Regions from separate parts of the Homo sapiens genome. Here all the other regions are linked to region 1. Evidence: chromatin contacts called from ENCODE Hi-C data. All regions are on one chromosome and are shown on one strand. The core of a region is the stretch at or near the end of the contact, and the rest is flanking DNA. Distances in the headings are between cores, read along the strand shown.

Region 1 (6,748 bases), core at 2,883-5,382:
TTTAGGAAAATATGGGGTTATGTAAGTCAATTATCTTTCACTTGCAATCGATGACTAGACCCACAAGGATAAGACAGAAGGTCAGCTTCTAAGATGGACCCCAATAAGCCCCACCTCCGGTGTAATCCATGCTATAGGCCCCCACCCCCTGTCTCCACACATGATACCAGGGCTGGTCTGTGGGACTAGTGGAATACAGCCGAAGTGACAGCATGCGACGTTGTGTCTTCTGCCTTGCCCTCTCTTTCTCTCTCAGATCACTTGCTCTGGAAAAAGTCAGCGGCCAAATCATGAAAATAGTCATGCAACTCTACAGAGCGGTCCATGTGGTGGGAAACTGAGGCCTCCTGCCCACAGCCACATGAGCAAGCCATCTGGAAAGTGGCTTCTCCAGCCCCTGTCACCTTCAGGTGCCTGCAGCTCAGGCTGACATCCTGGCTGCAGCCTCAGGAGAGACACTGAACCAGAAGCACCAAGCTAAACTGCGCCTGGGTTCATATACTCAAATGACATGTGAGTAATAAATGCATATTATTGTTTTAGTTACTAAGTTTTGTTGTAACTTATTATGCAGCAGTGGCTAAAGAAATACCACATCCCAGATGTGAGCAAGAAGCCTTTCACACATCATACCCAAGAAATCTATGGGATCTATTCTGGGAAGGGGCTTAGGAGCTGAAAAACTTTGGGAATAGCTGACCAAAATGCATAGACAGCTGCTTAATTCCACTAGAACCATCTTATTATATCCCAGTGGTAGAAGCACAGCCTTAGATACTATTTCAGGGTGAGAAAATTAAAAAGGAGAAAACAATTTATAAATGTAACTGCCACAGGCCAGATAGAATCATGGTCAACTATAAAGACTTCGACTCCCTGGGCTCAAATCTCAGTGCTTACTTATCATGAGATCATGAGTAAGGTCTTAAACTTCTGTTGCCTTGTCTGTAAATTGGGTATGAACACTTAGGGCTGATGTTTTTACTTTTATTTCACAGATGAGAAATCTGTGCCATTGAGGGGTAAAGCAACTCCCCCGGGGTCACTCAGCTTATTCAAGGCAGCCCTGCTCTAGAACATGTGGGTTTATATCTATTGTACTCCTCTGTCCTTCAGTAATAACATGATGTTGTGGTAAGCATTAGAGAGGCTAATGCATGTAAAAACTTTAACATAATAATCATAAAACCAATGTCAGCGCTTTATCTATTTACTTAACCTCATTGTTAATTCCCAGCCTCCTGGCTCCGATAGCCCTGTGGTTCTCAGGGAGCTCCTACGATCGGGGGATCGGGTGACAACTCTAGGTTTATCCAGAAAAGATAAGGGTTCAATGAACTTGGGGCATGAGTAGAGACAGACCTCTACCTTCCTCACCGAGCTTCCTTTCCACCTGAAGAGCTCAAGTTCTCTGTCTTTGGAAGTGGCCCCTAGGCATCGCTATTTAAAAATCCTTTCTACCAACACATTATCCCTGCATCCCCTCACCCCTAAAATATCAGTTTACCCAGAAGGAAGGCAACCAGCATTGGCTCCCAAAGAAGAAAGTCCAAAGATAAAATGAGGAATTTGATTTTATGAAAATCAGAACTAGAAAGCAGAAGACAGGGTCATCTAAGCTAGACCCCAAAACAGGAAATAGTCATGTATTGGACAAGTACAGTCTGGCTTTGCTTAAATGACTCAAGATATGCATCCATCTGCTGATAACTGACCGAGCAAAAAATGTTTCTACATAACTGCAGAAACCTTTTCAATATTTTGACCCCCAACATTTGTTTTTCACTGATTTGCTTCCTTTTTTAACTTTGTGGTGAAAAGTTTTAGATTTGACATATTGAAAACTAGATGTGCATTCTAAATGCTCACTATGCTGCTTTATGCTCACAAGCTGCATTATGCTGCTTGTTATAGATAAAGTCACAAAGTAACTTCTGTGTCAATGGGTTAGTTCCTGGACTAACAGGAGGGGGAGACATGGAGGACAATATCTGGATCAACAAAAAGACTGGCATTAGCCAAGGTTGCAGCCAGCCGTTCCCTTCTTGGATTTCATTATTTGGGGACTTCTCATCTAGCTCTGTCACTCATTAAATTGTGTATTTAGAATTATGAAAACAAAACGGGGAGCCAAAGGTGCTACTGATGGCTTAGAGGGATTACATAATGATGGCAGCAATTTCCATTCAGAGGTTTTAGAATTACCACACAGTGTGATCTCAGAAATGAGAGACAATTGCAAAAGGGAGATGGTTTAACTGCTGTTTTTTCCACTACAGGTTCTCAGTAGAAGACCCCAATTTTCACCCTAGGGAGGAAGATGGTTTCAGAATTATTAGTCTTCTACTTGCTGTAGAAACTGTTTACTTCTCTTTTCCTTCTTTTGTGTCTCAAAGCTCACAACTCCACAGAGACCCAGGAAAGAATGCTTAAAACAAGAGTAAATATTATTACACATGTGGACCTTTGAGATATTTTTAAAAAGCAGTAACACCCTGCTCCGCTGCTACTATACTCACAGACTCTCCTAAACTGTTTAATGTAATTCCAATATTGGATTAGTTCAAAATGTCTCCATCTGGGGTGCTAAAAGGGCATTGGGTGACTATTGTGAAAGTCAAAAACTCCTAATCTGAAAATTCTAAAATATACTGATTTATTTATTTTTGATGGACTGTACAACTGTGAAGAAGCTAAAACTTTCTTAAACAGGTTCAAGACTTTTCCACAATTCTGGCTGGTTAAGTGTTTGGGCCCAGGTGAGGCCCATTCATTGGTCAGTGAAAAATCTCAGTGATGACCTCTAGCCCCTACCTGATGACTACACAAGAGAAGATTGCTAAGATCTAACAATGTTATTGGGCCGCCTTGATAACTAGCTGATAGGCAGTTCAATAGCAACTTAAATAAGAAGAAAGCATTAAAGGAGTAAAGAAAACTCAGCGAAAAAAGCAAAGTGTGTAGGATAAAATTTTACAACATCATCTCCTGCTAGCATGCATTAATGACAGTGGTAGACTTCTCACACTTCATAACAAATCACAGCCCAGTGTACTGTTTATTGAACTTGAAAGGGGTTCAATAAACAACAACTCTTCAATAAATGGACTCTGAGCTATAGTTACCTTAAAAGATGATGTACAATGTGCAGTTTGCAGGTAGCAATGCTTCTAGTGAACATGTGTAGAGGAGACCAGCTCTGGAGTGTTGGGTGCATGTCAGAGTCCCACATGTTAAGAAGGATATTGATGAACACTTAGCCCCATGGCAAGTAGCAAGCATAATGAGGAGGTTGGAGAAAATGGAGGAAACGAGAAATGTTTGCACTGGAGAGAAGATGTAAAGACTCCAAAAACATGGGGAGCAACCATAGAGAAGAAAGTGTAACTGAGTCTGAGAGGCTCTGAGTGACACAGCCAGGGGCAGTGTGTTTGCACTGCAGGCACTGTGCTTTCAGCCCCACCCCAGGATGATTTTTTAAACAGCTAGAACCGTGGAATGTCAGAGTATGCTGCCTCTTTAAGGAGTGAGAGAGAACAGCAGTCAATGGATGACCGCTAGCCAAAGATGCTATCCAAGTTATTTTTTGATTGGATGAAAGAGTGAATGAGATCAAAGCTTTCCTAACTGTGCTAGATGGAACCCCTTCTCTCAGGGCCACTTAAAACTGTGTGGCAGGAGAAATGAGCCCCAAAACTCCCAAATGCTTCCACAGAGCAATGACTCCTTTATCTGTTGTTGGCACTGGGCCTCTAACTTCAAGTAAGGCATACTTGAACAAGGATCCTGTAGCTAAATAAAGCATTTTGAAGAAAATCGATGGCTTCTAAACTGAGCCCTTCAACAGAGCACAGAAAACCAGGAAGAGGGGCCCAGGGCCGACTGCTTCAGCAGAGCAGCTTTGATGCTTCCTGATTCACACATAGGGCCTCTGAGTAAATTTCATTTGTATAAACGTTTACACAGTTAAAAAGATTTCAACCACTAGCTTAGATCACATCCAAAATCAAGTTCAATTCTTAGATTTCTGTAATTTTATGTTGCATGACTGACTCTAATCTTATCATTTCTTAACTTCCCCTATGAATCATTTTTTCTTTTCATTTTCTATTTCTGAAATCAAAGCAAATGCTTCGGGATAAACTGCCCATTTCAAGAAATTGCAGAACTGAGTTCTAGGCCCACATGCTGAAATTAGTTATAGGACTCAGAATCAATTTAGGAAGATGCTAGGACAGTAATCGTAGTGAAATAATACTATTCATCTGTGTAGTGTTTTTTTTTTCTTTTTTCTTTACAAAGGATCTTAATTTCCATTACTGTATCTGATTCTGAAAACAATCCTGTGAAGAAGGCAGGACAGATAAAATTATTTCATTATTCAAATGAGTAAACTGAGACATAGAAACATATATGTCACATAATCAAGAGTTAAGTAGTGTTTTGTTTCCAAAACTCAGTTTTGGAAGTTTTGGTGTAATGAATTTTCTATAACCATGTAACCTTAAGTGGTCAATCTTGCAGTAATAGCTGAGAACTCTAGAAATCTTTTTAATATACTTATCTTTGGAAGAGAAGCTAGAGCTCAAGTTTTTTGCTGAGAAAATATTATCTTCAGAGAACATTCTCTTTTTTGAAGGTCAGATCTTTTTTTACCTTTTCAGAATCTGGATTTTCACAGGAATGCACCACAGTTTTTAAGAGATTTGATCTTCTGGTGGACTTTTGTTATCAGAATTTCAGCTTTTGGCCTTGAAGTCAAGTTCTGTTTTTAATTCCTAACAATATTCCATTAACCACAACAGTGGCACTGAAACAAAACAAAGCAAAACTTTTCAGAGCTTTTAAAAGGCCAGAAACATTGTGTTAAGTGAGACTGCCATAGACTGCTTGGGAATTTTTTAAATCTACCATTCTAAATGGACAAGAGATAAACAAGAGGGTCCTTATTTGTAAGCCTAGTACACTGTCCAGAGCTCACCTCTGGGGAAACTTGAGCCAAATAACCAATGACCAGCATTTACTTTCCACTTGTCATCAAGGAGTAAGGCTTTCTGAGTGGTCAACGGTCTGTGCCAATTCATTCTGAGAGAAAGATATTACAGGAGAAGCTAACTTTACATTAATCTACTTTCCTGTCTTGGCTGTGACATTTTCTTCATCTTATCAGAGTAGTTAAAAGGAAACGTTGTGGGGTGAGGGGAGTGGGGAGGGATAGCATTAGGAAATATACCTAATGTAAATGACAAATGACGAGTTAATGGGTGCAGCACACCAACATGGCACATATATACATATGTAACAAACCTGCACGTTGTGCACATGTACCCTAGAACTTAAAGTATAATAATAATAATAATAATAAAAGGAAATGTACAAAGATCAAATAGATGTCTGCAAAATTTAGTGGCATGAGAGGAGATATTTGACCCCTTCCTTTCCAATTTCAAAAGAGGGAATTTACCAAATAACTTTTACAATGAAGGAAAAGCAAAATCATCATCATCATCATTATAAAACTTGTCCTAGTGTTATAAATTAGGAAAGATTGCCTTGCAAATGATGGAAAAGTCCAAGAATTTCCACTAGATGTTTTACAGATGAAATCAAGTTTTAAAAGGACACCCAGGGCTCCTACAAAATTTCTCCCCAGAAAGCCAAGAAAACAATGTGACTTCATAAGAAAACAACAGAGGAGATAATAAACGCCAGGAACATTCCCTAGTCTAAAGGCCTAAGGCGGGTGTTGGTATCAGAGAGTAACACGTATATTCAGAAATGTATATGTACAGCTAGCAGTAATCATAGTAGTTGTAGTACTGGTAGTTGAAAATTTTATTTGTATGCATTGGTCTATATTTACTGTTTTGCGGATAGCCCTGGACTTCTTTAAGTACCCAAATTCAGATCTTTTTTAGGACAAAATAGTGTGCTTTTATGCCTCTCTGTATTATTTCTGTTCTACTTCATATGGTTTGTTCTTCAATGGATCTCTGTTGCCTTTACTTTTAAGCGGTCAACATTTTTTTTCTGATTATTTTCCTTTGCTCAACATTCTGTTTCTCAACCTGGCTCTCCACATCACTAATCACATTTTTCAATGCCACAGACACTCTAAATGGATTCCAGATTCACCTTTTCAGACTTCAAGGCTCCCAGAACAGTTACTTCCCAAATCAAGCTGGCTCTGTTTCAAGGAATATTCCTCACTATGCCAAGGAAAGTTACTGGCTTCTCTCCTGCCTCCTGCCCTCCCAAAGTAATTCTGCCAAAGTCCTTCTGTTGCATGCAGTGGGTGGACACCTGGATGCTGGCATTGCCATCGGATTCTGACCTTTAAAAATGTGTGTGCGCTTGTGTGTATGTGTGTTTACATATATTTGCTAGCTCTGTCCAATGAGAATGCTGGAAAGCAGCAATACCTCAATAGTAATGAGCACACCTGGCACCCAGATTTTGGTTTCTAAATACCATTCTCCACTAAAAGGGTTTCTTGGAGAAGTGGCTGATTCAGGACTGGAGCAGGAAAAATACAAGGTAAATATTGAGCATTTTACTGTGCAAGAAATTATGGTGATACAGCAAAACGATGCAGGTGCCATTTTAAAGGAACTCCCACTGCCTAATTGAGGGGGCAATTTGAGCATTAAAATAAATAACAGTGTTAATAGATTATAATCCATGGAATGATATGGAAAATGATTAGTTGACAGAAATATTTAAAAAGTTTTATGAAGAATATGATCTA
Region 2 (6,748 bases), core at 2,969-5,468, 430 kb before region 1:
TGTGATCCAGAAATTCCGCTTCTGGGTATATATCCAGAAGAATTGAGAGTAGAGTCTCAGAGAGATATTTACACACTCATGTTCATTGCAGCATTGTTCATGATACTTATAATGCGGGAACAACTCTAGTGTAGGTCCAATAGGTGAACAGATAAAAAAAATGTGCCGTATACTTACAATTTAAATATTATTCAGCCTTAAAAAGGAGGGAAATTCTGACATTTGCTACAATATGCATCAACCTTAAGGACATTATGCTAAGTGAAATCAACCAGTCAGAAAAAGACAAATTTTCTGTAATTCCACCTACATGAGGTATCTAGAGTAGTCAAATTCACAGAGACAGAAAGTAAGATGATGATTGCCAGGAGCAGAGGGGAAGGGAAAATGGAGAGTTATTGTTCAATAGGTATAGAGTTTCAGTTTTTTAAGATGAAAAGTCTCTGGAGATTGGTTGCTCAACAATGTGAATATACGTAACTACTGAACTATATACTTAAAAATGATTATGATGGTAAATTTTGTTATGTGTAGTTTACTGTAATTTTAAAATTAGAAAAAGCCAGACAGATCTTTTGGTGACAGCAATGGTTGGATGTTGCTTCAAATAGGCCCAGGTTGTAATCCTGGTCATATCACTAACATTAAGCAAGTGGCTGCACCTTGGTTAAGCCCACATCTCCTCATCTGTTAATGCAACATGTGCATTTCCTCACAGGGTTGCTGTGAAGATTAAATGAGATATTATTTGTAAAGTACCTAGCACAAGATCTAGTACATAGGAAGGCACTCAATAAATGTTGTTTCCTTTGCTTACACGTTCATGAGCACACATTGGTGGGAGCCAGTTGGATAGCAAAGGCAATGAGGTTTATGGGGAAAATCTCTTGTAAAGAAGCAGCCACGTGCGTTATGGTCTCTCCCTCTTTGTTTAAGGTGACGGTATGAAGTTCACCTCAGATTCCACTGGTCAGCAATGTTTTGAAGCTGTTCCTGGTTGCTTGCGTGGGACCCTCCTAACTGATGCGGCTGCTAACCTGTACTGAGAGGGAGGCATCTATTCTTCCACATAGAGTTTTCTCAGAAAGTAGTTTTATGCTGATTTTCCACTAGAGATGGGGACTAAGGGAGGCAGGATTATTTACATGTATGGCCAGCATACTGCTGTTTCTTTCCACATCTGCTACTTTCCAATTAATCTCAGAAGTTTTCATTGTGCTGTGTCTTTTGTTGGAAAACTGGTGGTTTCCCAGAAGAGCTAAGTTTCTGTTCTAAAGCTCTACTCAGCAACCTCAGGATATTTGAGAGGGAGATGTGGGTTAGGGTTTTCTGTCTTTCAACCTTAACGTTAAGACATTTGAGAAGAAACCTTAAAGTTTAGAGAATGTGTCTGACCTATTCCCAGGGCTGCTTCATCTATGCTCAGTTGGGTGTCAAATTAAACAATGCTTTGTCTATTGTAGAAGTGTCAGCCAAAGCTGTCCTTGAGTGCCCAGTGTAGCCCTGTCCTGGATAATGGAGTTGGGAGGGTGGAAAAGAGAAGGGGAAGAATAGATAAAAAAAGCAACTTGAATTCTATAATATTCACGGGCCAAATGAAGTCAGTAGCCTTTTTGCTATGTAGAAAGATGACTACATTTTATTAGCCAGGAAATTCTCAAATTTCCAATATCACTGCACTAATAGGAAAGGTATGGTTTCAAAAGCATTCCTAACTCTTTCTTTCTCTATATATTTTTTTCACTTCAGGACCTAAAGTGCCTGAAATAAATTCTACCATTTTATTTTGTTCTCATTTATTTTAATTAATAGGTAGCAAATTGGGTTATCTAAAACATTTTCCTGGATGAGTTTATCAGCTCTATCTCTGAGTCCAGAGTTGTTTAGAGGCCCCTGAGTGGGTGTGTCAAGTGATGCAGCAGAGAAAAGCAGTATAGCCCAGTGCAGGGTCTCCACAGAGTGGCCCATGAACCAGCAGCATCACCTGTGGCTGCAATGTTCAGGTCCTCTCCACACCTACAGAATCAGAATCTCTGGAGGTGGACCCAGAAATCCGTGTTTTAAGAAGCCCTCTGAGTGATTCTGATGCACCACCAATATCAGAAACATGCTTTTACTATCCACAATCCATAATTCATGTATACTGAGCACTTACTCTCTATCTGGCTAGACTCATATATTTTGTCTACTAATTACAACAATCCTTTGAGGCTGATATTTCTCGACAATTTGCATCTGAGAAAAATGAAGATCAAAGCAATTAAATAATTTTTTTCCAACAGATCCATTATATTTTGTTTCTTGGGAACAAGAAGCCTGGCTGTATACGCTTCCTACCAAGAGGTGGAAGGACAGCCTGGCACTGAGCCAGTGGTTTGAGCTTTTCTCCCAGGACCAAATAGACACAATGAATGAGGTCCTATTAGCTATGACTCTCATGATCTCTGCTTCCTAAAAATGTCACTTATTTTTCTTAAGGTCTCAACATATAAGAATATGAGTACACTGTCTGCTGGACCCTTATACTGACTGACAGAACATGATTAAGAGAGGATTTAGTTAACTAATGCCCAGGCTGCACTCAGCATAGAGCATACATATTCTGGACACATTAAATTTTTCCCTGTAATTCCCTCTCCTCCTAATTTTTATTTTTCTGCGTTTTCAGGCTATTTTTTTCTTTCTAAAATGTCATACCAATTCCCACATGTATAAGTTACAACCCACTTTTTTTTCAAGTCCAGTTCTACGTCCTTTAGATCTTTCTTAAATGCTGACTTTGGAAAGTTCATCCTTCTCTCTGCAATACCCATGACCCTTTATCTTCACAATTCAATAACCCTCACAATACCCTCCGAGAGAGCACATTGCACATCACAGGTAATCCAAATTACTTGTTGAATGTAGGAACAAATACAACAGTGAAAAAAATTATACGCATTCTAGAAATATCCGTTTCTTTTAGTGCTGTTACCATATGCGATATGACTGCTATGTAGACATTCTATTTTATATTTTTTCCAGGTACATTCAAAGACTCTAATAGAGAAAATATTCTCCTCTCTAATATTTTATAGGATTTTATTTATTTTACTCTTCATGGTCAAGATCCTCATAAGAATAGTCTACAAATGCAAATGGCAAGTAGGTTCCGTTTTGTGTGCCAGTTTATACTCCAATAGGGTGGGCTGTGAGTCCTTTGCCATTTAACTCAACTGGAAAGCCTTCCGTGGTGCGCAGTGGTGTCTGCCATGGATGAGTGAGCCACAAGCAGCCATTCACAACCCTGTGTTCACCGATCCTCCCATGCAGTTGCCTTCACTTTTTAAAAAAATTATTGTATTTATCTTTCTTTTAACTACTCATCACTATTAATGTACTCATACCTCTCTCAGTGGGCTTTTGCTAGCTTTCTGCTGTGTGCCAGAGTTTCCTTCATGCTGGGTTAGGGAAATCAAGGAAGAAAAAGTCCCATGAGTAAGGGCAAGAGGTGAAATGGCTCAAAGATCTTTCATTGCCTGTTGTGACTTTGCCAGTTCCATGCCTGGAAATACCTGCTCCTCCAGCCTCAGAAGCCTTCCTGCTGCCTGCAGGTGGCACTGACCACCTGCCTGATGCCACTCACATGCTTTCCAAGCCTCAGATCTGGTGCCACAGGATTGCCTTTGTTTACTCCCTGGCCTTTCTCCAACCCCAGGCAGCCATCAGCTCTAGAATGGCATCTGTCTCCTGGTCTCGCTGTGCTGGAGACTGGGCACTTAGGCATTTTTGAATAGATGGATGGCCTGATGGATAAATGAGTGAGTACATAAATATTATAAATTTTGGCCCAATGAAGGACAATGCATCGTTATACAGTTCTAACTGTATCTACCAGTTCACTTGAAAATAATGGATCTGAAGAATGGTGAGGTAAGGGAAATGAGTGATTCCTATTTATTAGGGATTTATTAATCATCTCATTTCACCAACCGACATTCAGAGATCATCACAGGAAAGTGGGAAGCTGGGAAACCTGTTTCTGTCAACTTTTTATTCCATATAAGGATGGCCCATTACATACACATATCCACAGAACATGGGCTTCCTCTAAGAGGAGGAGGGCAATGGGTGCCTTTGGGGCAGGACTTGACTTCAAGTAGCAGCTGAACCTCAGTGATGGTCCCTGGACTTCTGCACGGGAGAAGGAGTTTTAACATATTACGAGAGAGCAATGGGCCCAGGGAGTGAGTCATTTCCTCCTTCTGGCTCTCTGTGGGGTTGGCCTGAGAGGCTCTGATTTGGAATGAATTTGGAGTGACCCCTGATGTGTTCTCGCCCCCCACCAAGTAGCCTTAAAAATATCTTTGTGCCTAACCGGATGTGAGTTAAACTAAAAAATGACTCTGCTAGCCAATAACGTAGGTCGTCAAACTCAGGGGCCGGTGTGCAGCTGGTGAATGATGTTTGTGTTGCCTCACTTACCAAAAGTGCCTCTTGGGGAGGGGAGAAATGTCAAGGAGGACATCTCAGGAAGAGGGACAAGTGTAGCCCTGGGCCAAAGTTTCTTAGAACAGCTACTGAATGAGGTTGCATCACTCCAATTACTGCAATAGTGGGTCCCATGGGAAATTGGAAACCTTACAGGGGAGCCAAACACACACACTCACATGCATGAACGCCCCACGATGGGTGCATTTTGTATTGGGATTCCTTCTGTGTCAGCACCTGACAAGTGCTGAACTTGAAGATTAGCAGGGTCACCATGGCTGCAAAGGTGTGTGTGTGTTTGCAAGTGAGGGTAGATGAAAAAACCACCTGCCCTCAAACACATTTCCATAGTGACAACAGGCTTCGGCGACAATGCACAGGCTTCATAATCAGCTGAGCATATCTCTGGGATAGGCACTGGGAGTATACTGGGGAGAAAAAGCCAGAAGAAGAGAGAGAGCCAGCTCCATTTTGCTAAAAGACAGATTAAATTTCAACCCCTGGAGGAAAAGAAAATGTGAAATTGAAAAATGAAAAAATGCTAAATACAGGGCTTATTTTCCATGCTTGTTGTTATTGTTTAAAATGTGTACCTGTCTTTTGAACAGTTGCAGAATGACAAATGCACATGCTTTGACCCCAGTCCTCCTGGATGCTGCCTGGCACAGCTGGGCATCTCTCTGACCTTTCTTTCTGGACAGCGTGGTGAAGGGGAGAGGGAAGCTTCACCCTCCACAATCTGTCTGATCCAGCACAGCTGCATTTTCTCATTCTTGAGAACTGGACAAGTTTCCTGAGCCCTGGGTTGATATACTGTACCATCTTTGGTGCAGCTGTAATTTTAACAAGGGGAACCGACTTGAACCTCTCTAATCCTTACTCCAGACACCTCGCACTCCTGAGACTAGTGTGTATGCGTGCATGTGTTTTTAAGGGTTTTTCAGCTGTGCTTCTGAGAAAGTGGCTCAGTCCAAAGTTTAAGAAAGAAAAGAAAGAAGTGGGGAGGGGTTTAGTGGCACGTCTGTCTTATTCTGACCACAAGATATTTCAGTAGCTTTTGTATTTACAATAGCAAAAATAATGTTATTATTCTGAGCTCACCTACTGAAGTCTTTCCATTTCTATTGTCTCTTCTGGGGTAAAATGATGGACACTATGTCTCCTTCTCTGCTTTGAGCCGTAGAAGAATAATCCAGAATTAAAAGTATGAGAGGCATTGCGGGAAAGGCTTGGAAATCAATTGCAACTAGTCTCAGAATTGCACAACCAACTTCAGATTTTTCTTTTTTCTCAAGACTTATATTTTGGGAGGGAGCTGTTTTATGAATGGATATAGGCCTGACACACGAAGCGCGTGGGATTTGTCTGAGGGCCTCATCTGGTTTCACTGTGACATCTGGCTCTGATGAATCTGGCATATTGTGACTCACAGATACACAAATAGTAATCCTTGATAGTGACCACTTGTGACTGCCGACAAACAATGTCAAATGTCAGTGAACTGCTGCGGCCGCTGGGCTGAGCTGCTCTGGCCCCTGCTGCCCTGATGTAGAAGGCTCTGAGCTGCCGTCAGGGAAGAGTCACGGAGCTCAGAACCTCCTCATCCCACTAGGACCCCAAGCAGCTTGGCCCTGAGGAATTTATAGTCATGGGTGCTCCCTGAGTGCTCCTCTTAGGAAAGCCCGGTTGAGAGCATATGGCTGCGATGGCTGATGGTCTGGGTTTGAACCCTGGCTCAGCCACACCCTCGGCTGAGAATGTGGCAAGTTGTTTAACTTCTCTGTTTCCTCATCGGCTAAAAAAAAAAAAGGTGAAACAGTAATTAAAATAGCTGGTGTTTATTGAAACTTCCTATGGGTCAGGCATTGTTCTAAGCAAGGTACTAGAATTATTTCAACTAAGATTTAAAAAATATGATGTGCTTGGTATTTTTGTTAATGAAGAAACTAACACATAGCCACACTGATAGTAGGTGTTGGAGCCAGAATTCCTTGAGCTTTTCTGAGACTCTAGGGCAATAGTTTCGAACCAGGGGCAGTTTTGCACTCCAGGGGACATTTGGTAATGTCTGGAGACGTTTTTAGTTACCACTACTAGGGGCAGGAGAAGAGTAATACTGGTATTTATGGGGCTGAGGGCAGGGATGTTGCTTAACACCCTACAGTGTACAGGACAGCCCCTACAGCCAATAATTATCCAGCCCCAAATGCCAACATAACAGGTGTTAACTCATTTAATTCTCAAAATAGCCAGAGAAGAGAAGTGCTATTTTTTTTCC
Region 3 (6,748 bases), core at 2,595-5,094, 400 kb after region 1:
GACTAAATAAGCCATGTGGGTGTTTGGGGACCTCGCAGAACCATAGGCTAAGAAGCACCTATATTTGCCTAACATATTTTTTTTCCTTTTTTTTTTTTTTTGAGACAGGGTCTCGCTCTGTTGCCCAGGCTGGAGTGCAATGGCGCGATCTCAGCTCACTGCAAGCTCCGCTTCCCGGGTTCACGCCATTCTCCTGCCTCAGCCTCCCGAATAGCTGGGACCATAGCCGCCCACCACCACGTCTGGCTAATTTTTTGTATTTTTAGTAGAGAGGGGGTTTCACTGTGTTAGCCAGGATGGTCTCCATCTCCTGACCTCGTGATCCGCCCACCTCGGCCTCCGAAAGTGGTTTTTTTTTTTTCCTTTTTAAAGCACTGAACACATCTTAGCCTGACAATATCATGTCACAGTTGTGTCCCCAAACCCTTTCACTTCACACTTGAAATATTCAACAGGAATATTGGACAAATAAAAGTTACAAAGTAACATAAGCTCTATTCAAAGAAATGACGGAAGAAACAAATGTAATTGGTCATTTCTCAAACATTTTGTGGTGACTCTGTCCTTATGTGATTCGTTTTTGGCACAGATTTCAGGATCTTTAAGGCCACTGTATTTAGATTACATTTTATAATGTCATAACCTTATAATTAACATATTGAACATGCCCATGTTTTTCTTCTACCCTGCCTAGCAGCTTAGTTTGGACAAGGGAAATGTAGATAAGAAACTATTAATTATCTGCCAGAAAGAAAAAAAAAAGACTACTTATCTTTTGGGGTAAAATAGATCTGAGCACACATAAGAATTATAACTATTTTTGCATAAAATAAATAGTCTCCTTTTGGTGTTATCAAGAAGGCGTGGTGAGTTGTCATTTATCTTGTACTCCCAGCCCGCACTCTTGATCCTACTGTAACCCTTATTATTTGCAAAAGATGAAAGCAAGATCAGAATTTTGTGGAGCTGGGAATTGAACTGTAGTTTTGTTGCAATAACAGTGAACGTCCTTGAAAGTGTCTCACTCATGAAGACTGTCTGGTTTATTATGATTCTCTGGTATTTGGCATTTGGTATCAAGTCCAGCTGGATGAAATTATATCTGGGAAATTATCATCTATCTGATGCCAGTCTTCAAGTGTCACCAAAGCCCCCTTCATCTGGTAGGCAATTAAAGGAAGCTCTGGAGTCCTCGGGGACTTCTCAGCCCCCACTGAGTACAGTACACTTCAGATAAAGGAACTTTCAAGCTGATCTCATCTGTAAAGTTCTGGACCTGGAGAGGAAAGGCTGGGAGATGGGCTGTCCTGCCTGAGTCACTCCTTGCGGTCAAGTTAACAGGACAATGGTGAGCTTCTGCTTTGAGAAAAGGTACATACACTTTCTGTCCTGAGGACCCCTCCCCTTGCTCACCCTAGAGATGGCAAATGTGAAGAGCTGATTTATCTCTGCAGATTTGCAGCTTCTGGGATTCAGGAGTGGAGCCGCATTTGTATCCCTCTCCAGCCAGAGAAACTGGTGGACTTTCACACTGGCCAGTTGGATATGTGGAAGAAGAAATAAAGTTCATAACTTTGGGGATGCAAAGGAAACTGTTTTCATGATTCCCCAAAAAGCTAATCACAGGAGAGCTCTGTGAAGTTGGCCAAGGGCATGCTTTGAGAATGATAGATTTAACGTTTGCTTTCTTTGGCCTGGACGTTTCCCAGAGTCTCCTTATATCTTTTCTTGATACATAATGTGCATTCTAAGGGAGGCAAGGGAGGACTGTAACTTGGCACAATCTTCCTTACATGTAAATCCCTAAACTGAAACGAAAGACTACGATACGCTGACACAGAGAAGATGATGGGAAGGGAAATAAAGAGGGGACAATCATCTATAAATTTTAATAAAACTCTGACTTAATTTAGTATAACAGTCTTGTGATTTAATAAAGCACATATTAAATAATGAAAAGGTGCTTGCTTGAAATGGCTTTCAGTAAATATTGTCAACAATAACTGGCCTTTTCTTTATTGTCATAAATGTCCCTGCCAATAATACTAGATATGTAATCAAAGAATATCTACAACTCCAGTTACTGCTCTGTTTTTCCACATGTGATTTGGACCCTTTAGTCACAAATATAAGATGAAGTCTATTTACAGACACCTTTCCTTTGGCAGACACTAATTAAGAATGAGAAAGATAATGAGAAAATTTTGATAAATGAAGAATGAAGGAGAAACAAATGGTTCTCTCCAGGGTATTCCCAGAGCTCTGGCCTTGAAAGATGGGGCAAAGCAGGAATGTCAGGAATTGCAGGCATGAGAATGGAGGTGGCTGGAGATATTCCATAACCAGACCAGACAGACACTGCAGAGCACCGTGTGACATAGACTGGGGAGAAACCAGAAGGTCGGGGGAAGGGAAAAGCAAAGTCCAGAGGCCTGGACAGAGTCCAGACCAACATCCTTCCTGCTGCAGAGCTTTAGGTGGTGGACCCACAGTGGGATGTCTCATGGATGCCTTTCACAACACGGATTTGGCACTCACTCTTTGTCAAGAAAGGGGCCAGGCACCAGGGGTATATGCCAGATTTCCCACTGATGGTTGAGCTCCAGGCCCTATAAGCCTACAAAGGCTGGCTCAAGGAGGCCAGCTGTGAACACTCATGGCCCTGCAGTCTACCCTATGCCAACTCTAATGCTGGCAGGTTTTCACCTCACCTGCATTATTTTCTGCCTTTGCTGTATTTTGAAAGACAAACAGAAGATTATCTAACAAATACTGAAGTAGTCATTGGGATTACAGGGATCCACATGGTCAAAGGAGGTGAGGGGCGAACAATGAAGCTGTGTGTCCCAGGAGCTGTCAGTGTGCACATGGCTGGTCTATAGCATGAGAAAGGTAGGAGGAGGGCAGTGGATGTCAGTTTATGAAGGATAAAGGTTGTCAAAGTATTCCAATTAGGGGGCCGTCACCTACTAGCCTTCTGCTTTAAGAAGACCAGCCTGGCCAGGCGTAATGGTTCATGCCTGTAATCCCAGCACTTTGGAAGGCCAAGGCAGGTGGATCACCTGAGGTCAGGAGTTTGAGACCAGCCTGGCCAACATGGTGAAACCCTGTCTCTACTAAAAATACAAAAAATTAGCGGGTGTGATGGTGGATGCCTGTAATCCCAGCTATCTGGAAAGCTGAGGCAGGAGAATCACTTGAACCTGGGAGGCAGATGTTGCAGTGAGCCGAGATAGAGCCACTGCACTCTAGCCTGGGCAACAAGAGTGAAACTCCGTCTCAATTTAGAAAAAAGAGAAGACCAGGCTGACTACAACCCCAGGGACAGTCAGTGGCTTACACAGATCTTCTGGAACCTGATGTTATACAATTTGAGGAGCCCTTCTTAAGCAAAAAAATTCAAAACCAAGAATATATAATTAGGTATAAAACTGAACAGTTATTTAGAATGAGAAGATAAACCTCAAAAAAAATAGAACTTTAGAATGATGATAAATACCACAACCATAGGTTAAAACATGAGAATTCCAATAAATCTCTTTTGCAGAATTCTCATCAAGGAGGAAAGGAAAATGTATGAGGCCTGTATAATTGTATACACAGCATGGCGTGCTATATTCCTGAAAGGAGACAACTTCTGTTTTGACTAGCTGTCATTGAAAACAAAGTCCTCTGCTTACGATTTTACATATCTGACTTTGGAAGAATTTTCCAGAGACCAGCTTCCTGCTTTGTATATTTCAAACTTTGCTTCTCCTTGATTCTGCATAAACGTCTGGTGTCAGATGCTGCAGGACAAATTCATATCACCAGATGACGTTTGACCCTCCACTTCCTGTCACGAGGCTGGGTGCGTCAGTGCAGGGGGCCGTAGGAGTATTCCTAGAAGCCGTTCCTACACCAGGATGACTAGTAATAACTTAACTGCATTCAGAAACAACTACCAACCACAAAAATATCCCCTACTGAACCCAAACTAAATATATTCGCAACTCAACTTCCTTTTAGCTGGGGCCCCAAAGTGCTGGTGACGACGCTGACACCCTAACAGTAGGTGCACAGAGGGGAAGTCGAAACAGAAAGGGGAAGCAGTCTTAACCAATTATGGCTAAATATAGCTCACTTTTAATACATTTTACAAAAATATATGACCATGTGAACACATTGCAAGGTCTTCCCCCAGCTCTTGTAAGGGACCGTGCAAGTGAGGCCCTGAGCTGAAGTTTATTAGTTTATTAGCTAACAGGTAGATCTTTCTCTGAGGACTCACAGATCTATCTGGTGGTCTGACTGCAGCTGAGGACCCCAATCTGGAGTAATAGTAAATAGCTGTAGAAGCCAAGGATCAGAGGCGAGGCAATGCCATTGTAGTGGAAGGGATACATTCGAATGGTAATTAGCAGGTGGAACCAAGATGATTACAGTTTGGAAGAGGACAGAGTTAAAAATGTGGCACCATCTAGTCTGGCACTTGCCCCTCTTAATTTATCCAAAACATTGAACAACACTTAATAACTTGTGCCAGGCATAGTGCTTGCTGCCAAGCAGAGGGGAGGGTGTGTGACCTGGGCTGTGAACTCATACTGGCCGGCTCGCTGTAGCGTCCCCTGCCAGCCTCAGCTCCAGAGGATGTCTGTTTCTCCTCTACTCAGTCAGCAAGGGATCTTTCTCTTTGTTCTTACGAATGAGGCCACCCATTAAGATGTGTCTAGATACTTTGGCTCCCAGGTCACACCCAACTATTGCCTCTTTTTGATCCAATATATACTTTTTCCGTAAACTGGTCAAAACCCATACTTACACAGAGATGGAAAGAGGAGTATAATTTCAAATTGCAAGGGGAAGCTGGATATAACTCAGTTTTTAAATCTCGAATGTATATATTTTTGGCCTGATTTCCCACTCTGAACCCCCAAATCAGTAAAATCACAAGGTGAATGCAAACAGGAAAGAGAAAGGAGAAAACATGTCTGCCAGCCCATAGATATGACCCTGGGGCCCTGGGGGAAAAGAGAAAGCAGGCACTTTCCCATCATTACGGCTGCACCACCGCAGTAATGATGCCCTGAGAACATGAAAGCCAGCAGTAGGGGAAACCCCACCAAACATTTGAGATCCGCAGTCTAGGGATTACTCCCCGCCAGGCACTCGATCTTTGCACAAATCTTACAGCTAACGTGCTCCTTTCACAGGAAGCCTTTACTGCTTCTCAAATAATCCCGAAAGGAGAGTTGCTGGATGTCCCATAATGAATAAAACTGCTGATAGGAATGGAAAAAGTTTATGAAGGATTTGTAAACCCAAAATACCATATGTGGAGTCAGAACGTTTTATTTATACCTTTGCCTGATACTTTGCCCGCGCATACAGGATTATGGAAGAAATATATGGCCGCCTGCTGGCCCAGAATTCTCTCAGGCCATCCCCACCGGCCTGCAGGGAGCGCCGCTGACCCTGGGCCAAACGTCCTGTAGCACAAAATTCCTTTCCAAGTTGAAAGGAAAAGTAATAGAGAGTAGAATTTAAAACAGCAAACATAGGCCCGTATATTTTGTTTCTGTTTCACTCTACAAATAAAAATAAACCTAAATGGCCTCTTTTGGCATAAGATTATAGGTTAAAAAATAAATCCACAGCATATTATATAATAAGATAAGAATAATTAAGACCAATATATTTCCTTTTAAGAAACTTGATGGATAACCTTTAAGATGTTTTGAAGGTTGTGTTCAGGCCACACACATGATAGGCAATATTTTATCTTTCTTTTTTACAAAGAAAGAAAGCTAATTTTGCTTAAAATAGTAGGAGGTCTATGGGTCTTGCCTTTACCAAAGAAATAAACTTTGTTAATCACACAAAATCATCTCTAACTATTTCAAGGAAATTAGAACAAAAGCCAAACAGGGAGGTCTGTATGCACATCCATTTGCAATGTCTGTGGACAGGGAGAAGGAGCTCAGTGGATCCTTGGTAGAAATAGAATCTTGTTTGCTGACTTTCTGTGATTCCAGAGCTCCTGTGGAACCCAGAGGCTGGGCGGGGTGAGGGGGATATAAAATCTACAAGGAACACAGAATTCAATTCCAGTCTGGGTTTTACCCCTACTTCTATTCAGTAGTCTATATGGGGCTTTGACCTCAGCAGATTTTCATTCCTTGAGCCCTCTTTTCCGTGACTGTGGAAATAGAATGAATGGGCTGCATGCAGCCAGCCTCCAGGAACAGGGAAAAGAGGGTCCTTCTCCTTCAGGAGTATCCCCTCCACTAAGAAGGGTGTAGAAGGAGCAGAAAATGTCCCACACTCCGAAGCTCTGCTACCACGTGGCCCTCCTTTTGGGGAGGAGCATGGTTGGAATGAGAGCGAGGTAAGAAGGTGAGACTGTCTACCATGAGCCAGCAATGTCACAGCTGTTTATCAGACATGCTGTCTGTTTTAATCCTTGTCACCGCCCCATGAGGCGGGCATTATCGCATCAATGTGAAGTGAACAGAGGCTAGGAGATCTTAAATAACTTACCTAGATCACTTCATGTGAGGGCTAATTCTATGTTAGGTTGGCTAGGCCACGGTACCCAGATTTGGTCAAACACTAGTCTAGGCGTTTCTGGGAAGGTACTTTTGAGATGCAAGTAACACTTAAATGAATAGATTTCAAGTAATGCAGATGTCCCTCCGTAATGTGATTGGCCCTCATCCAATCAGTGGAAAACTTGAATAGAACAAGACACAGAAGCCCCAGAGGAAGA
Region 4 (6,748 bases), core at 2,638-5,137, 370 kb before region 1:
TGAAATAATTAGCAATACATATAAAGAAAACTAAGTCAATAAAAAGACAAGGCGTGTATTAACTTCAGGAAAAGCAAAAGTAAAAAAGGAAACAGAATCATAGTACACCATAATGCTCAGTTGTGAAGAATATTTTCATATGTATAATAATACTAACACTGACTATTGGCTCGACCTCAAAATACAGTATTATTGTGAGTATATGAGAGAACACACAGAGGGAATGGTGGTATTAGAGAGCTAAATCCTAATCTATCAATATGGGAAATCAACAGATAATGTCTAAAATTGATGAATCAAAAGACAGAAGTATCATATTATTTAAGAAATATGAAGATGTATAAATACCTGAAGTAATTGCTGAGTCAAAAGTAGTTGCCTTGAGGAGGACTGTAGAAAGTGAAGAGGAATAGGGCAAGAAGCTTCTATATTCTATATTCTATATTTTTAACAAGTCTCTTAGCAGAATTTACCCTTATGCCTTATACATTATTATGGACTTGAAAATATAGCAGCAATTCACACTTCTTCCAAAAAAGAAATGATTTAACATTGACTCTTGATACCAGTAATCATGGAGGCCTGGGTTGGTATGATTATCTGGTCCAGCAATTTTGACCAAATGGATCGCTTACTCTCCAGGTACTGCAGTTGTGCCAGCACAAAGAATATAACATAGGAAGCTTTCTGCAGCTGGAGTGCAGCTACCCAGACCTCCCTGTATTTTGGCTAAGAATACCCTTCATTTAACAAAGAATTATGGCCAGGATTGGATTGCAATACGTTAACCTTTCATTTAACTTAGTTCATAATGTTGAATTGGTACTAAAATCTATTTATGGCCTTTTCCCTTTTCTACTTTCTTCCAGGAACATTATCTGGCATTCTAAACTTGGGGAAAGTCTGTATAAGGAATCTCTAAATCTTGGCAGAAAGTATAAATTGTTAGAGATCTCATGAGTAAGACCAAGCTGTGGGATGTCTCAGGATTGACCTTCTAGATCATCTTTTCCAACCTCCTCATTTTATATATTACAGAAAAAAGCAGCCAAAAAAGGACTACTTGATTTATCCAAGGCCATGCAGCTTACTAATGGCACAGAAAGGATGAGAATTCAGGTTTCCTGACTTCAGCTCCATGGCTCCTTCTTTACTGTATTACACTACTAATATAATGATACTGCAGCAAACTAAACTACACTATACTACACTGTACAACCCTGTGTCTCACACTGCATTATACCATATTGCTCTCTATATATGACAAAGCAACAAACTACACGACACCTCAGCACACCACTGTACTACTCTGTACCACACTACTTTGCACTGTGCTATGCTATGCTACAGTATACTACACTACACCACACCACTCCACACTAAACTACACTAGAAAATACTACATTACTGAAGAAATAACCTGGAATGACTTTTAATCTTTAACCTTCTGGAAGCAATCCACAGAAGTCCCCTAATATCCCTAAGTGCAAATTTATTCTAGCCCTACTTCTTTTTTTTTTTTAAGATTTTAAAGGATTTATTAAATAAAGGGAATTGAGGGCTCAAATTGGAAGTGGGCATCAGGGTCAAGGTTATCTGTTGATGTGTAAAAACTATCTCAAAACTTAGCTAGAAACAATATACTATTTTTTTTAAAAAATCATCTTTTATTGCAGATATAGTGGGAACATGTGTAGGTATGTTAGATGCGTATATTGCACCCAGATAGTGAGCGTAGTACCCAGTAGGTAGTTTACTTCTGATGCCTCGCTTCCACCTCTAGCAGTCCCCAGTGTCTATTGTTCCCAAGTTTGTGTCCATATATGCTCAATGTTCAGCTCTCACTTATAAGTGAGAACATGCAGTATTTGGTTTCCTGTTCCTCTGTTAATTCACTTAGGATTATGGCCTCCAGCTCCATCTGTGTTGTCACAAAGGACATGATTTCATTCTTTTTTATGGTTGTGCAGTATTCCATAGTGTGTATGTACCACATTTTCTTTATCCAAGTGTCCATGGATGGGCATTTAGGTTGATTCCATGTCTTTGCTACTGCAAATAGTATGGCAATACATGTACAAGTGCATGCGTCTTTTTGATAGAATGATCTATTTTCTTTTGGATGTATACCTAGTAATGGGATTGCTGGGTCAAATGATAGCTCTGTCTTAAGTTCTTTGAGAAATCTCCAAACTGCTTTCCACAGTGGCTGAACTAATTTACATTCCCAGCAACTGTGTGTAACACTTTAAAAAAAATTTCAGCTTTTATTTTAGATTCAGGGGGTACATGTGTAGGTTTGTTACATTGGTATATTGCATGATACTGAGGTTTGGGGTATGATTGACTCTGTCACCAAGGTAGTGAGCATAGTATCCAATAGTTAGTTTTTCAACCCTCCCTCCCACCGCCCCTTCTCCAGTGTCTATTGTTGCCCTCTTTATGTCCATGTGTACCCAATGTTTAACTCCCATTAATAAGTGAGAACACGCAGCATTTGGCTTTCTGTCTGTGTTTTAATTTGTAGCTCCATTTTTTTTTTTTTTGAGACAGAGTCTTCCTCTGTCACCCAGGCTGGAGTGCAGTGGTACAATCTTGGTTCACTGCAACATCTGTGTCCCAGGTTCAAGCAATTCTTCTGCCTCAGCCTCCTGAGTAGCTGGGATTACAGGCACACGCCACCACACCCAGCTAATTTTTGTATTTTTAGTAGAGATAGGGTTTCACCCTGTTGGTTAGGCTGGTCATGAACTCCTGACCTCAAGTGATCTGCCTGCCTTGGCCTCCCAAAGTGCTGGGCGTGAACCACCATGCCCAGCCATAGCTCCATTTCTTGAGCTAACACTGACTGTCTTTGTCCCACGCATCCTATCCTAAACCTCTTGCAGTCCTGCAGTGGTCTTTGGGACACAGTCACCTTCCATGTAGCAGACTGCCATACTCTTTCCTGATTTTCTGGATTGTGCTGGATGCTAATCCAGGGTCATGTCCTTGCGCTGATCCCTGCACTTCTTCATTGTTTTTTGCCCACTTGCATGGTGCCTCACTTTGAAGCCAGAGTTCTGTGGATGCCTTTCTGTTCTCAAGTCCCTTCTGTGAGATTTTGGCATCCTTTCTAACAAGCTGAGGAGTTTCTCAGCTCTGACTTTGGACTAAGAAGACCACAGCCTTGCTGTCACCTTGCCCTTTCCCCTACTCCAAGCGTTGGCACTATCCATCAAGAACTTGGGCTAAGAATGTCATTCCTACTCTTACCAGCAGTAGGAGTATCCTACTACCAGAGAAGAGTTGGATTTGGTGAGAGTATTTGGCTAAAACTTTGGCCCTTGAACTCAGGTCTGGATTTATCACTTACTAGATGGTGACCTGAATATCAGCTTCCTCACCTCAGAGATGGAGATAATAATAAGGCCTCTTCCAGAGGATTGTTGTGAGGATTAAATGTAATCATGCCTAGCCGACTTTTTGCACAGTATAGTAGGTGCTGAATAAATGTTGGGTATTTTATTTCCTTGTATCCTTTAAAAGAGCCTCGGTAACACTATCTGAAACCAAGGTTCAGGAAGGTTGAGTAACTTGTCCACAATCACAGTTACAAGGGATGGAAATGAGACCAGAAGCCCATGTTCCAACCACTTCCATATCCTGCCTCTTTGAAAATCAAGCCCCTGGCCAGTCTGAATTTCTGAGCAATGCTCTGCCCACCTGTTGGGCAGCTCCAGCTTGGATCCCCCCTGGTGTCAGGCGTCTGTCTGAATCGTGACGAGAACATGTTGATCCCTGTTGGACCTGTGCCTAGCCCACCCAGCAGAAACTTCCCCGCCAGCCTCTGCAGCAAGTACAGCTCTCTCAGCTCCCGTTCCAACCTACAGAGCAGAGCTGGTGCCAATGCTGCTCTCTGCCCCAGGCCTGTCTGGCTGCAGGTAGGCTGCTCTGACTCACCGGAGAATCCTGAGCTCTGACTCACTTTTTGTCTAATATCTTTTGCAGGGTCAACATGATAGCCACATATGGAAGGGGCGTGGAGAAGAAAGGATAGGGGAAAAAGAAGAAAGGTTGTTTTTACCATCAGCCCCGTGTTGAAGTCAACAGGAAATGGCCCAGTGTGGATCAACCACCATACTGTCCCGAGTAAAAGGGAATGATGATCTCTTCTGAGTGACTTAAGAGTTAATCAGGACCAGGTCGAGAGTTTATCACCCAGAGTTCCATGTTTGAATTTTGGAGAATTCCCTTTGTTTCATTTCAGCACATTCACTTCAGTGCCCGTGTCTATTTTAATAGCCTGGAATGCAATTCCCTTTGCCCATTATTCTCTTTCACTATGGGTTTTTCCGACCCTCGGGGTAGATTTATGCTTCTAGTTGAATGATTACTCAGTGAATGTTTGCCAAGGGATGTTCTGTTCCAAGAATGACACATCTCTTTGGGGATGACTCTTTACCTAACCAGGGTGGGTGGGAGGTCAGGGGAAGCCCCTACCCAGAAGAAAATAGTTTCTTTGTGTGCTTGAAGAAAAACACTCAGATGATGAACAGCCTGATTTGGGGGCTGTGTGTGGGTGAGCCACTCCAGTGAAGTCGTCCTCAACGCTCCCTCAGAAGGAGATTATGAATTTAATGAGCAGAAGAATTCTGACAAGCCTTAAAGCCAAAGGCAATTAGCAAAGGATGAATAACTTGAATTCTTTGCAGTTATGAAATAATTTCATCCTAATGAAATTACACATGCATATATCTTTAAAATATGTTTTATCTATATATCTACATGGCACAAAAGACTATAATGTAATCTTCTATGTGCATATACAAGCATTTCTTACTGTGCATTCAGTGACACACTAGTACTAGGAGATGGGACATGAAAGTAGAGTGCCATGGTCAAATCTAATTGGAAATGCTACATGCTAGAGCTCCAACATGTATGCACAAAGGCCATTGGGATATTGTCCTTGGATAATGGGGACATCCCCATTGGGATATAAATATTCTGAGAAATCTTACAGTAAGGATCTTGTTTATTGACTCTCACATTTCAAATATATTTGAACACACAATAATTTCCCTGCCCTAATACCTACTAATGTCCTCAAAGAATCAATGCTCTACAATGCACTTTGAGGAATGCTGTGATACTGTAATATGACAGTTTTTGCAGGGCAGACCAAAATGTTCTCTTCTTTGATGATGTCAATGCTGAAAATATTTTTGCCATTCATGTTTTGCCATTGCTTTAAAATACTATGTGAGGCTCTTTAGAATGTTGTAAATGATGGTCAAACTTTGTTCTTTGAGGTGATTTGGTTTTTAGAAACTACCTTTACCCAAATGTATGTCTATTGAAATTAGGCAAGTGACTGATTAAGCCAAGCCATACAAGTCAACAGCAAAATATATCTGTCTGACTGAAAAAAATAAGCTTTTGAGGTCTTTCTCACTTCATAACTGGATAATTACACCAACTTTTGGTCTGGATTCCCCATCTCTGCCTTTTCCCTGCCTTATGCTATAACACTGGACCAACCTTTCTAAATTCAACGATACCGGGTCACTTTCCTTAATCAGAGCCTTGGGGGTCCCTGGGATGAGTCTTTCCTGCATTGCCCCATTTTAAAGATTTCCAAGAATCCCCATGCATGCAACCTTATTTTCTTCCACTCTCCTAATCCATGACATTTTCAAACTCGCGTTCTTAGTGTCTTGAAATTTCCTGGGACCTCCTTGTCTTGTGCCAATTGCCTGAGATATTCAACTTTCTTCCTTTGACCAATGTATAATTACTTAAGACCCCACTTATTCTTTATCTTTTCTTATAGCATTATTAAGTATGCACATATTCATCAACGTGATTGTTCTCTAGATGTCTTCAAGATTTCTAGGCTATATTTCAGTCTGAAGAAAGAGGACCTATAGAAAAATGACATAAAATATAAGAAATCATTATAATTCTGGAATATATGATATACTCTGGAATACCTGAGATGGTCTCAGATATGTGTCACATTTTCTCATGTAACATAATTTAGCAAAGAATTATTTACTCCCATAACATAGGACAATTACTTCATATTGCTGACTCTCAACAGCATTTTAAGGTATTCGATGCCAAAGAGTCACATCTTTCAGTTTTTCTGACTTCTTCTTGCATGTGACACATGTGCAATCTTCTCAAATCTTTTCTAGTATGAGGAAGAGTAAAAAATAAATTTTAACTACTTTATAAAAATGTATTGATTATTTTATATGTCAGAGTTTCAGTGGAAACAAGATAGTTAGGCAGTTTCTGCTTAGGTTAATGTTTTGTCAATTTCTCCATTCCTCCATTCTATCCTACAATCAAACCATTCCTTCTGGTCTAGGTGCCATTCATTTGGGAGAGACAAAGAGTGTCTTGTGTAATTCAGGAATCCACTAATATGGTACTTTCCAAAAAAAAAAATGATACATGAGGATGACCTAAAGAAGTAAGAATGCATAGCCCCAATCCCTGTCTGTTTCCACACCTGGCCATAGCCCTTCTATATATTCACCATATTGCTCTGAGGGTGTGAGCCATGACTCCTCTCTGGAAAACTCAGCATTACGTAATGTGTGGTTAAGCCCCTGAGAAACACTGTAGATATAGTATTAGACCAATAATGTGAGGAAGATGAGGTATGAGTGCTTTATGATAAACTGCAACACTGAGGATCATTAAATGCCATTTCTGACCCCTACTCTGTCTACATTTCATTGTTACCTTGGTAGCA

Evidence for each region. A loop is a pair of places that touch in the nucleus more often than their neighbours do. Pooled maps may share reads with other maps.
Region 2: a map of Calu3 shows a loop between it and region 1 (2.7-fold over the local background). The contact joins two enhancer-like sites. A Hi-C loop is called at or near these places in 1 of 168 maps with a recorded cell type or tissue (Calu3) and 2 of 50 pooled maps.
Region 3: a loop to region 1 is called in a map with no recorded cell type, with 8 times the contacts of the local background. The contact joins two enhancer-like sites. A Hi-C loop is called at or near these places in 3 of 37 single-sample maps with no recorded cell type and 3 of 50 pooled maps.
Region 4: a loop to region 1 is called in a map with no recorded cell type, with 4 times the contacts of the local background. The contact joins two enhancer-like sites. A Hi-C loop is called at or near these places in 2 of 37 single-sample maps with no recorded cell type and 1 of 50 pooled maps.

The regions. Positions count from the first base shown.
Region 1 is chr7:41,474,344-41,481,091 of GRCh38, forward strand. LOC107986787 (a long non-coding RNA gene) reads left to right here. Exons shown (of 5, transcript XR_001745183.2): 2 at 257-513. Among named protein-coding and RNA genes, the nearest start is that of INHBA-AS1, 220 kb to the right of the region's middle. Within about 2 kb of position 4,133, at least 2 of the 41 ENCODE cell types and tissues checked have a DNase peak (open chromatin) inside an H3K27ac peak, as active enhancers do.
Region 2 is chr7:41,042,121-41,048,868 of GRCh38, forward strand. No RefSeq gene overlaps it. Among named protein-coding and RNA genes, the nearest start is that of LINC01449, 56 kb to the right of the region's middle. Within about 2 kb of position 4,219, at least 4 of the 41 ENCODE cell types and tissues checked have a DNase peak (open chromatin) inside an H3K27ac peak, as active enhancers do.
Region 3 is chr7:41,877,892-41,884,639 of GRCh38, forward strand. No RefSeq gene overlaps it. Among named protein-coding and RNA genes, the nearest start is that of INHBA, 180 kb to the left of the region's middle. RefSeq lists an enhancer at 3,548-4,097. Within about 2 kb of position 3,845, at least 12 of the 41 ENCODE cell types and tissues checked have a DNase peak (open chromatin) inside an H3K27ac peak, as active enhancers do.
Region 4 is chr7:41,103,869-41,110,616 of GRCh38, forward strand. It overlaps LINC01449 (long intergenic non-protein coding RNA 1449), which reads left to right. Exons shown (of 6, transcript NR_110832.1): 2 at 3,991-4,055. LOC105375241 (a long non-coding RNA gene) reads right to left here. Exons shown (of 4, transcript XR_927190.1): 4 at 5,000-5,906. Among named protein-coding and RNA genes, the nearest start is that of LINC01449, 5.6 kb to the left of the region's middle. RefSeq lists an enhancer at 3,442-4,641. Within about 2 kb of position 3,888, at least 4 of the 41 ENCODE cell types and tissues checked have a DNase peak (open chromatin) inside an H3K27ac peak, as active enhancers do.